Regions from separate parts of the Homo sapiens genome. Here region 1 is linked to region 2. A link is an interaction called in ENCODE POLR2A ChIA-PET data of the cell type or tissue named here. Cell type or tissue: Panc1. All regions are shown on one strand. Links, peaks and the distances in the headings refer to the core of each region. The heading gives the core; the rest is flanking DNA. Region 1 has its middle 12 kb from the start of LHX3. Region 2 overlaps KCNT1 (potassium sodium-activated channel subfamily T member 1).

Evidence for each region. ChIA-PET counts read pairs that join two places held together with the same protein. Peaks named below come from ENCODE experiments on the same cell type or tissue, not always from the same donor. Only the 100,000 strongest peaks of a DNase experiment are listed, where the experiment ranks them.
Region 1: POLR2A ChIA-PET joins it to region 2 with 5 read pairs; 2 of 35 experiments call an interaction of 5 or more read pairs at or near these places.

The regions. Positions count from the first base shown.
Region 1 is chr9:136,191,077-136,195,453 of GRCh38, forward strand. No RefSeq gene overlaps it. Among named protein-coding and RNA genes, the nearest start is that of LHX3, 12 kb to the right of the region's middle. RefSeq lists enhancers at 1-193, 194-1,139. In Panc1, for the core only: no CTCF peak of the experiment used is centred there; no DNase peak of the experiment used is centred there; H3K4me3 peaks cover 826 bases; H3K27ac peaks cover 762 bases.
Region 2 is chr9:135,749,055-135,753,431 of GRCh38, forward strand. It overlaps KCNT1 (potassium sodium-activated channel subfamily T member 1), which reads left to right. Exons shown (of 31, transcript NM_020822.3): 3 at 1,044-1,123; 4 at 1,888-1,987. Among named protein-coding and RNA genes, the nearest start is that of KCNT1, 49 kb to the left of the region's middle. In Panc1, for the core only: no CTCF peak of the experiment used is centred there; no DNase peak of the experiment used is centred there.

The DNA of each region.
Region 1 (4,377 bases), core at 292-4,291, 440 kb after region 2:
CGGCCTGGGAGGGAGTAATTTTAATTTTAATTGAGGTAAAGTTCACATCACGTAAAATGAACCACTTTAAAGTGTGCCCTGTGCAACCATCGCCACGGTCTAGTTCCAATCCAACCACCACCTCCCGCACTTACGCTCTGGGAGAGCGTGGGGGATGTTTGTGTGTGTACCGTGCAGTGGGTGTGTGACCTCTTGGAGAGCGATGAGCGTGTGGATGAGCAGATGTGGGTGTGCAGGTCGGAGTGGGTGTGCCCTTTACCCACCCATCCCAGGCTTTGCCTCCTCAAGCCCCATGGTAACCCTGGGAAGGAGATTGTACTTGCTCTTCACAGACTCAGAGAGGCTGAGCGGCTTGTCCACGGTCACACAGTGTGGCCAGTGAGTAGCATGGATAAGAAGGATGAGGAGCCAGTTCTCCCGAGCCAGTGCTCTGGGGCCTTTTCTGCCCAGGGCATCCCACCGTGGCTCCCCGGCTCCTGGACCCACCCAGCCCCGACGATGTGACCTGGGGGACCCCAGCCCTCCTGAGATGGCACCCCAGGATGGTGTAGGGGGAAGTGTGTGGAATTGGGTTTGGAGGGCTGTGCGGCATCTGGGGCCTGTGGCTCCCAGGCAGGGCCGCCCCCCACAGCACTGCAGCCTCTCACGCGCACGTGCAGGGCAGACTCTGCCCGGGGGCTGCAGAATCAGGAGTCTTCTCCTAGGTTTGGCCTTGGGCTCCATCCTACACCCTGAATGTGACAGCTGCGTCTTCGTCTCACACCTACTTTTGAATGCCAAGAGGGGGCTCCGCTGGCCAGGACAGAATATTTTTATGGTAAAAAATGACCGGCAGTTGCATCAGCTCCAGGAGGGTGGGAGCCGTCACCCGAGGTCGCACAGGCAGACTGATGAAAATTCTGCTTATAAAGTCACTGCTCCCCCATTAATTAGGGGGGAGGGGGCGCTCCGGAGCCACCACGCACCTCGCCCACGGCCAAAAGCTTGTCAACATTTTCCACGAAGGATGAAAATGTAAATAACTTTCAGATTATTCAATGTCACCAAGGTATGGAAAAAGGTCGCCATACTGGGTGTCATTTATCTCGTTGTGGATTTAAAGAGCTTTTTTCTATTAAATTTCTTAAAATTAATGTTTTATGTTGCTCAGAGTAATTTAAACAATTATGGGCTTAAAGAATTGATCATTACAGCCCCTGGGATTTAGCGCTGCAGGCTGATTCCCCTGAAAAACCTCTGATTTATCAGGGCTGCTACTCGGCCAGGCAAGCCCGGGGATTTGGGCCCCCACCCGCTCCTGTCCACCCTTGGGGAGGGGGGCTGGACCTGCCGGCAGATGGTGAGGAGGGAGAGGAGGGGAGGGCAGGGGGTGTCCCTGCTCTTAGGGAGAGGGAGGGGTGCCTCTGTGACTTCTAAGGCATCCCCTGATTCGGGAAGGTCCTTCGGGCTAAAAGCAGCTCTTCGTATGAATTTCATATTTAAGAGAAAATAATCCCTTTTAATGTGCTGGTTGAAATTACTTTATTATTCAGATATTTAAGTTGGATGATGTAATACAGTTGCCAGATTCAAAGTTAGCAAGCTCCTCCCCCGTCCCGCCAAGGGGACGCCACCCAGAGCCCTGTGCCACCCCCAGCCCCGCCCCCGCTGCAAGGGGGATGGGGTCCTGGGCAAGGGTCGGTCCTCTCTGGTCAGCGACCCCGCTGCCTCTCGGGTCGGGACCCCAACGAGCGGGAAAAAAAAAAAAAGACAGAACGCGTGCCGGGGAGTATGACCCCGGCCCCGGCTCCCTGCACCCCGGGCTGCGCAGAGCCCTCGCCCTCCGGGTTCCCTCTGCCAGCGACGCCAGCAGAGCCGGGCAGGTCCCATCTCGGGGTCTCCCCGCGCCCGGACGACCCCTCTCCCACTGCGGCCCCGGCCCTGCCTCACCCGCCGCCCCACCAGGGTCCGAGACCGGGAGACCCCAGCCGCGGGGGGGGGGGGACATCAGCCTTCGACCTGCCCCCGCACCTCCCGCTCCGCGGGGAGACTGGGCGCCAGGAACCCCGAATTCGGGGCTGACAACCCGCAGGCGCGCGGCTAAAGCTTCCACCGTCCGCGAGAAGGCGTCTCCACCCTGGAAGGAAGGGGGCTCGGACCCAGGGAGGATGAGGGGTCCGCCTTCTCCTTCCCCTCACCTCGCTGCAGCCCAGAGCCCGCAGACAGCCCCGCGGCCCAAGGTCTCTCTCCGCCCGAGGTCTGCAGCTCTGGCTGGGCGTCCCCCGGCCTGGCGGGGGTCCGGGTGGGGGCCGCGGCCCGAAGTCTGATTCTGGGTTCGCCCTCGCGGGTACGGAGCAGGAGCCGGAGGAGGTCGGAGCCCGCGTTTCTGTCCCTGGGGCGCGGGGAGGTCACAGGGCTCCCCCCAGGCCCGCGCGGGGCGGAACCGGGTACGGCCAGAGCGGCGCGCGCTGCGCTCCGATCGGGAACCGGAGGCCGGCGAGGTCACGCAGACGCGCTCTCCAGGGCACCGCGGGTCTCCCATCGCCGAGGCCGCCTCCGCAGGCCCCGCTCCCCTCCCCGCGGCGGCCAGGGCGGTGTCGGGGGCGGCCACGGGCTCCGGGATTATCGACGCGCCGCCAGCTGGAGCGGGCGCGGGCGGGGTCCCCGCGGGAACAGTCGGCACTTTATTAACCTGTCAGCGCCTAAAAGGTCCCGGGCGGCCTGGGGGAGGGGCCGGAGGCCGGGGCGGGGTGGGGGCGCGGCTGGGGGATTTGCGCCCCCTCCTCGGGGCTGCCCCCCGCCAGCCCGCGCTGCACCCCGGCGGCCGCGCCCCCTCCCTAAATTCCGCCTTCGACCTGGGCCCGGAGCCGCTTTCCCCGCGGGCTGCCCGTTGCCCCCGGAGAGTTCGGGGTCGTCCCTCCAGCGCCCGTCCCTGGCCGCGGGGCCGCTGGCTGGAGTCTCTGCCCTGGGGACACCGACTCCGCAGGCCGGCCCCGAACCTCGCACTTTCCCGCCGGCGCGCCTTTGCCCGCACTGGTCGCCGTCGCCACGCGCCATCCTCGCGTCCAACCCCATCTGCTTCCACGCTCGGCTCCAGTGTTGCCGCCATTCCCAGTGGCCGTCGGGGCCCTTCTCCCCTCCCGGGACCGCCCTGGTGATCCGCGCGTCTCTGCGCTTCCCAGGGGTGCTCGGTGCCTCCTTAGACACAGCGTGGCTGCCAGAGCCTGGGGGTCGAAGGCCATGCGCCACAGGGAGGGAGGGAGGGCGGGTGGGGCTTGGGAGGACCCGACAGAAACCCCGTTGACCGCCTGGTCAGCACCCCTCCTTCCCCACAGCGGGGGTTGGGGGGTGGGGGGACCCAGGCCAGGACAGGTCCTTTCCTCCTCTGGGCCTCAGTCTCCCCACAGGCAGAGGCCGCTGGGCGGAGCACAGCCAATTCTAGAAATGTTCATGGAATGAACAGGTCCAGGAGCCTGCCAGAGCCCCTGCCCGGTTTAGCCCTGCAGACCTGGGGTCTGTGGGCGCCTAGAGGTCAGCAGAGGTCAGGGTCAGGGCAGACTGGACATCAGACCTTCTCCCGGTGATGTTCCTCAGAGGTCCTTTGCCCCAGCCCCATCACTCCCAGTCCCCAGGGTTGCCCAAGCCTGCATGGCTGAGGACAGTCTCCCGCTCTTTTCTCCCAAGCTGCCCTCCCCTCTTCCCCCTCTTCCCTCCCCTTCCCCTTCTTCCCTCCTCTCTCCTCCCTCCCCACTCTTCCCTCCCCTCCCCTTCTCCATCTTCCCTCCCCTCTCCTCCCTTCCCTCCCCTTTCCTGGGCCTTAGCTTTCTCTTCTGTGAGATTGAGAGGAGAGGCCGCTGTGGGACTCAGAAGAGGATGTGCCTGACACACATCCCGAAACGATGAAAAGGACGTCCCTTAAAAGACAACTGTTCCCTTGGCCAGGTGCGGTGGCTCACACCTGTAATCCCAGCACTTTTGGAGGCCAAGGCGGGTGGATCACCTGAGGTCAGGAGTTCGAGGCTAGCCTGGCCAACATGGTGAAACCTTGTCTCTACTAAAAATACAAAACTGGGAATGGTGCTGCGCGCCTGTAATCCCAGCTACTTGGGAGGCTGAGGCAAGAGAATCGCTTGAACCCAGGAGGCGGAGGTTGTGGTGAGCGGAGATCACGCCATTGCACTCCAGCCTGGGCAACAAGAGCAAAACTCCATTTAAAAAAAAACCACACAACTGGTCCCAACCAGTTCCCCCCAAAAGATGGCTGGTCCTGGAGAGACTTGGAAGTCTGCAGCTCAGAGCAGCTTCCCTTGGCCACATTCTGGAGGGGCCTCCGCACCCTTACTGGGGGAACTGAGGCCAGTGCAAAGGTCCCCATGAAAGGCATGGGGACTCCTCCAC
Region 2 (4,377 bases), core at 64-4,063:
CAGGAACCCTGGCTCTGGGTCTTGCTCCTGTCTGTCCTGCAGGCTGGCAGCATTGGAGTTTTCCTCTCAGGGGATCATTAAACCCTGGCCTAGCCTGGCCCGCATCCCAGCACAGCCGGGCACAGGAGACCCTGCGTCCAAGGCTGGGGCAGTGGGGGCAGCAGCCGTCCACCCCCAGGCTCCATCCTACTCTTGGTGGCCAGCCTGGGTCATGCAGGTGGCCACGGTAGGTGAGCCACGCAATCTCCCCACCCCACCTCACCCCACCTGCCACCCCCGGCAACTGGCACACTGTGGTCTCTTCTCAGGACCGCCGGGGCCCGGTTGGAGGCCAGAGGGCTGGGTGGTAGGCCCCATGAGCAGCGGCGTGCATGGGGGTTGAGGGGTGTCTGGGAACCAGTGGCTGGGGCCATAGGTGAGCCTGAGGGAAGGGGAGCGGCACTGGCTGGAGGGGCCCCACAGCTGGCCTGCGAGGTGGGTGCAGGGATGACCACTTCCCACCAGCCCATCTTCCCTGACAGCCCTTGAGGCTGCAGTGGCCCATAGCCTTGGAGCACAGCCACCAGCGGCCTCCAGACAGAGCAGCTGACCATCAGCTGTGGACAGCCTGTATGACGCAGGTCCTACGGCATGTTCTGAGCACTTGCGGTGTCCTGAGCACCATCCCCAGGGCCATATGGGCAACTTTACCTCCTGGCAGGTGCCCTGCACCCACGGAGGCTTGGGCGAGGGTGTGTGGAGTGAGTGCCGCACCCTGAGCCCCAACAGGGCGGCCTGGAGGGCCCAGACTCACAGCAGCGAGTGCCCAGGGCTGCGGGGAGGAATCTTCAGAGGAGCCGAGGCTGGGTCGGCTGTCTGCTGGGTGTGACGGACCCCAGGACCCTCCTGGGTCTGAGGTGGAGGGAGTGGTCCTGCTGGGCCCTGACTTCTCAACTCCTGCAGTTGGAAAGTTGGAAGAAGTCAGTCAGGTTGGGGCTCCCGGCGTGTCCCCAGCCTGAGTCCCCACTGGCCCTGAGCCTCCATGCCCCTCTCTGCTTCTTCAGGGTCCAGGTGGAGTTCTACGTCAACGAGAACACCTTCAAGGAGCGGCTCAAGCTGTTCTTCATCAAAAACCAAAGATCGAGTGAGTGGGGTGCCTGGAGGGCCACTCCCAGGCAGGGAGGTGTTGAGGGCGCCGGGAGCAAGCCTGGCGATGGCGAAGGCTGGGGCTGTGAGCTCAGGGAGAGTCCATGGGGTGGGAGCCACCTGAGTGCTGCGGGGGCATTTGGAAGCAGGGTGGGGGTGGGTCTGCATGGTGAGTGGGGCACAGGGTAGCCCCCTCTTAGCTTCACACTGTCTGAGACCAGGGCCTCTGCAGCGGGACTCGTGGGGACACCGTCCTGCCTGCTGGACACCAGGCTGGGTGGGGCAGGACCATCCATAGGTGCCAGCAAGGTCTCCCCTGTGGCCACGCCCTGCCTCCCACCCCTCCATACAGCCCCACCCTCCCCAACAGCTCCCTGCCCCGTTCCCAGCCAGAGCTTGGCATCATGCTCCCCCCGGGATTGCAGGTGAGGACTTGGGGGGTTTCCCCAGGGGCTCCACATTCACCTGCCTGCTCCCCAATCCCTATCCTGTCCTCCAAGAAGTGGAGTGGCCTCTAGAAATCCCCTGCACCCCAAGTTCAGGCACCTGTAAGGTGGGGCCAGGGACAGAGCCTCTTGGAGGCTGACCCAAGAGCATCAGCCCCCAAACAACGCAGGGCACACAGAGCTCTGCGTGCAGCCCGGGTGTGGGAGGGGAGCCCAGCTGGGGCCATCCAGAGAGCCCAGCCAGACCCGGGTGCAGGCCCTGCTCCCCGAAGCCCAGAGCTGGGTCAGAGCCCTGAGGCCGCTGCCCTCCCCGCAGGCCTGAGGATCCGGCTGTTCAACTTCTCCCTGAAGCTGCTCACCTGCCTGCTCTACATTGTGCGCGTCCTGCTCGATGACCCGGCCCTGGGCATCGGATGGTGGGCCACGTGCGCGGCCGGGCGCGGGGTCCCGGGTCCCAGGGCTGAGCCTTCCCACTGGGCCGTTACAGAAGCTGATGGCGTCCCTGGGGGAGCCCCTGTGCCTGGGGCCTTGGGGAGTCCTTCCTTCCCCAGTGCCTGTCCCAGGATGGAAAAAGCCAAGGACTCAGTGCCCAGGCTCCCGCAGACGGCTCAGCGTAGGGAGAAGGGTCCCCATCGTAGACTTCCAGCTGTGCCCTTAGCTACTAGCGGACCCAGAAGGTCCACGGAAAGGCTGGAGCATCTAGGATGTCCCTCCCTGCCCCCACAAGTGTCTCTGTGCTCACTTGAGCTTCTGCAGGTCAGGGAAGGGGGCGCCCAGTCCCCCTGGGGAAAGCCCCTACCTGTTTCTGGGGGTGTCTTCTACCCCTCCTGGGTCCCAAGGAGTCCCCTCCCCAGGGCCCATCGTCCTGGGGCCCATGCTCCAGGGACTTCTGGGAGAGGTGCTGGGGGCAGCAATCTGCACCGTCAGGTCCTTACCAGCCTCGCAGCAGCCGCGATGAGGGTGGGTGGGAACTTGCTCTCTCTGAGTCCTGTTCTGTCTCCTTCTGCTGTTGCTGCTTCGAGAAGTGGCGGCTGCTGGGACCTACTCTGTGCCCAGCGTGCCTTGGCAACTCCTGCTCACCTCTGTGTGGGTCCCAGGGGACATCAGCAGGGCCCTGCGGCCCTCGGTGCCGGCCTGTCCTGAGTCATGTCTTTGGGGACCAGCCCCCAACCCCAGGCCTCTCTCTCTGGCTCCCTGGCACTCGGATGCTGTGCTCTGTGTCCTGTTTCTTCTCTCCCCTCTCCTGCCTCGTTCCCTTGTTCACTCGTCCACTTGTTCTGTCCTGCCTCCTGGTTTCCAGAAATCCTTTCTCTGAATGTCCTTCCGAAGATGGTGTCTCCAGTCCTTTCCTGTTTTACGCTTTCCCCATCTGCTGGGCCTGTTTCTCCCGAGCTCACATTGGGCCCTGACTTTTTCATACCCGTAGATTTCCTCAAATGTCTGGTGCCGTTTATGCGTAAGAGTGCTCAGGCGCTGAGGGGCTCTGCAGCCACGTGTGTGGTGTGGTTGTCACCATCCAGCCATCGGGGTGAACCCTGCCAGCATGCTGGTCCCCCCTCTGGCTGCGCAGAGCAGGTTCTTCCCTGGAGAGAAGGCCTGACTGCCGGGAGCCTGGCTTCTGGGGACCTAAAGGCGTCCATGTAAACTTTTGCTCAATCCCCCTTTTCACCTGTTACCCCGTCACAAGGGGGCCTGGCATCCCCAGGCCAGAGACTTTCCCTCTCCTAAGAATGAACCTCCTGTCTTTGTCTAGGTCAGAAGAGGGCAGAACCCACTAGGAGAGTTTGAGAAGGAGAACTGGGCCCTGACTGACTCTCAAGCTACTTTCCTAGGTCACTCCCCACCCCAAGTCCCAGGGTCCCCTGGGGCTTCTGGTTTCACATCCCCACAGGGCCCAAGTCTGTTGTGTTCACTGCCCGTCCCCTAGCACAGCGTCCAGGACATGGATGGGGGTGGGAAGATGGGTGGATGATGGATGGATGGTTGGATGGATGGTGGATGATGGATGGATGGACGGACGGACGGATGGACGGATGGATGGAGTGGATGGAGGGATGAGTGGATGGGTGGATAATGGATGGATAGGTGGATGCATGGTGGGTAGATGGATGGATGGATGGAATAGATGGATGGAGGGATGAGTGGATGGGTGGATGATGGATGGATGGATGGATGGATGATGCGTGGATGGGTGGAGGGATGGATGTTGGATGGAGGGATGAGTGAATGGGTGGAGGGATGAGTGGATGGATGGAGAGATGAGCAGAAGGATGGAGGGATGAGTGGATGGATGATGGATGGATGGATGGACAGATAAGTAGATGGATAGATGGATGAGTGGATGGATGATGAGCAGATGGTTGGAGGGATGAGTGGATGGATGGATGGAGGGATGGATGGATGGACAGATGAGTAGATAGATGGATGAGTGGATGGATAGAGGGATGGATGGATGAGTGGATGGATGGAGGAATGAGTGGATGGATGGAGAGATGGATGATGGAGAAGTGGATGGATGGATGAGTGAGTGGAAAGATGGATGGGTGGATGGATGATAGATGGATGTCCAGATACTTCTGTGGGCACTTAGTTTGCAACAACCCCATTAAAAATCAGGGGAAAGTGGATCAGTTGAAAGAAAAGACAAGAGGAGCTGGCCATCACCAGGGGCCTTGTGAGCAGTGAGGTCTCCTTGGTCAGTGACCCTGGCATCGATGATGGTCTGGGACAAAACTAGCTTGTTGGCCATGCCCTGGTCACTGTCGCAGCAGCTGGTTCCAGGTGGCTTGGGGGCCGCTTGTCCTCA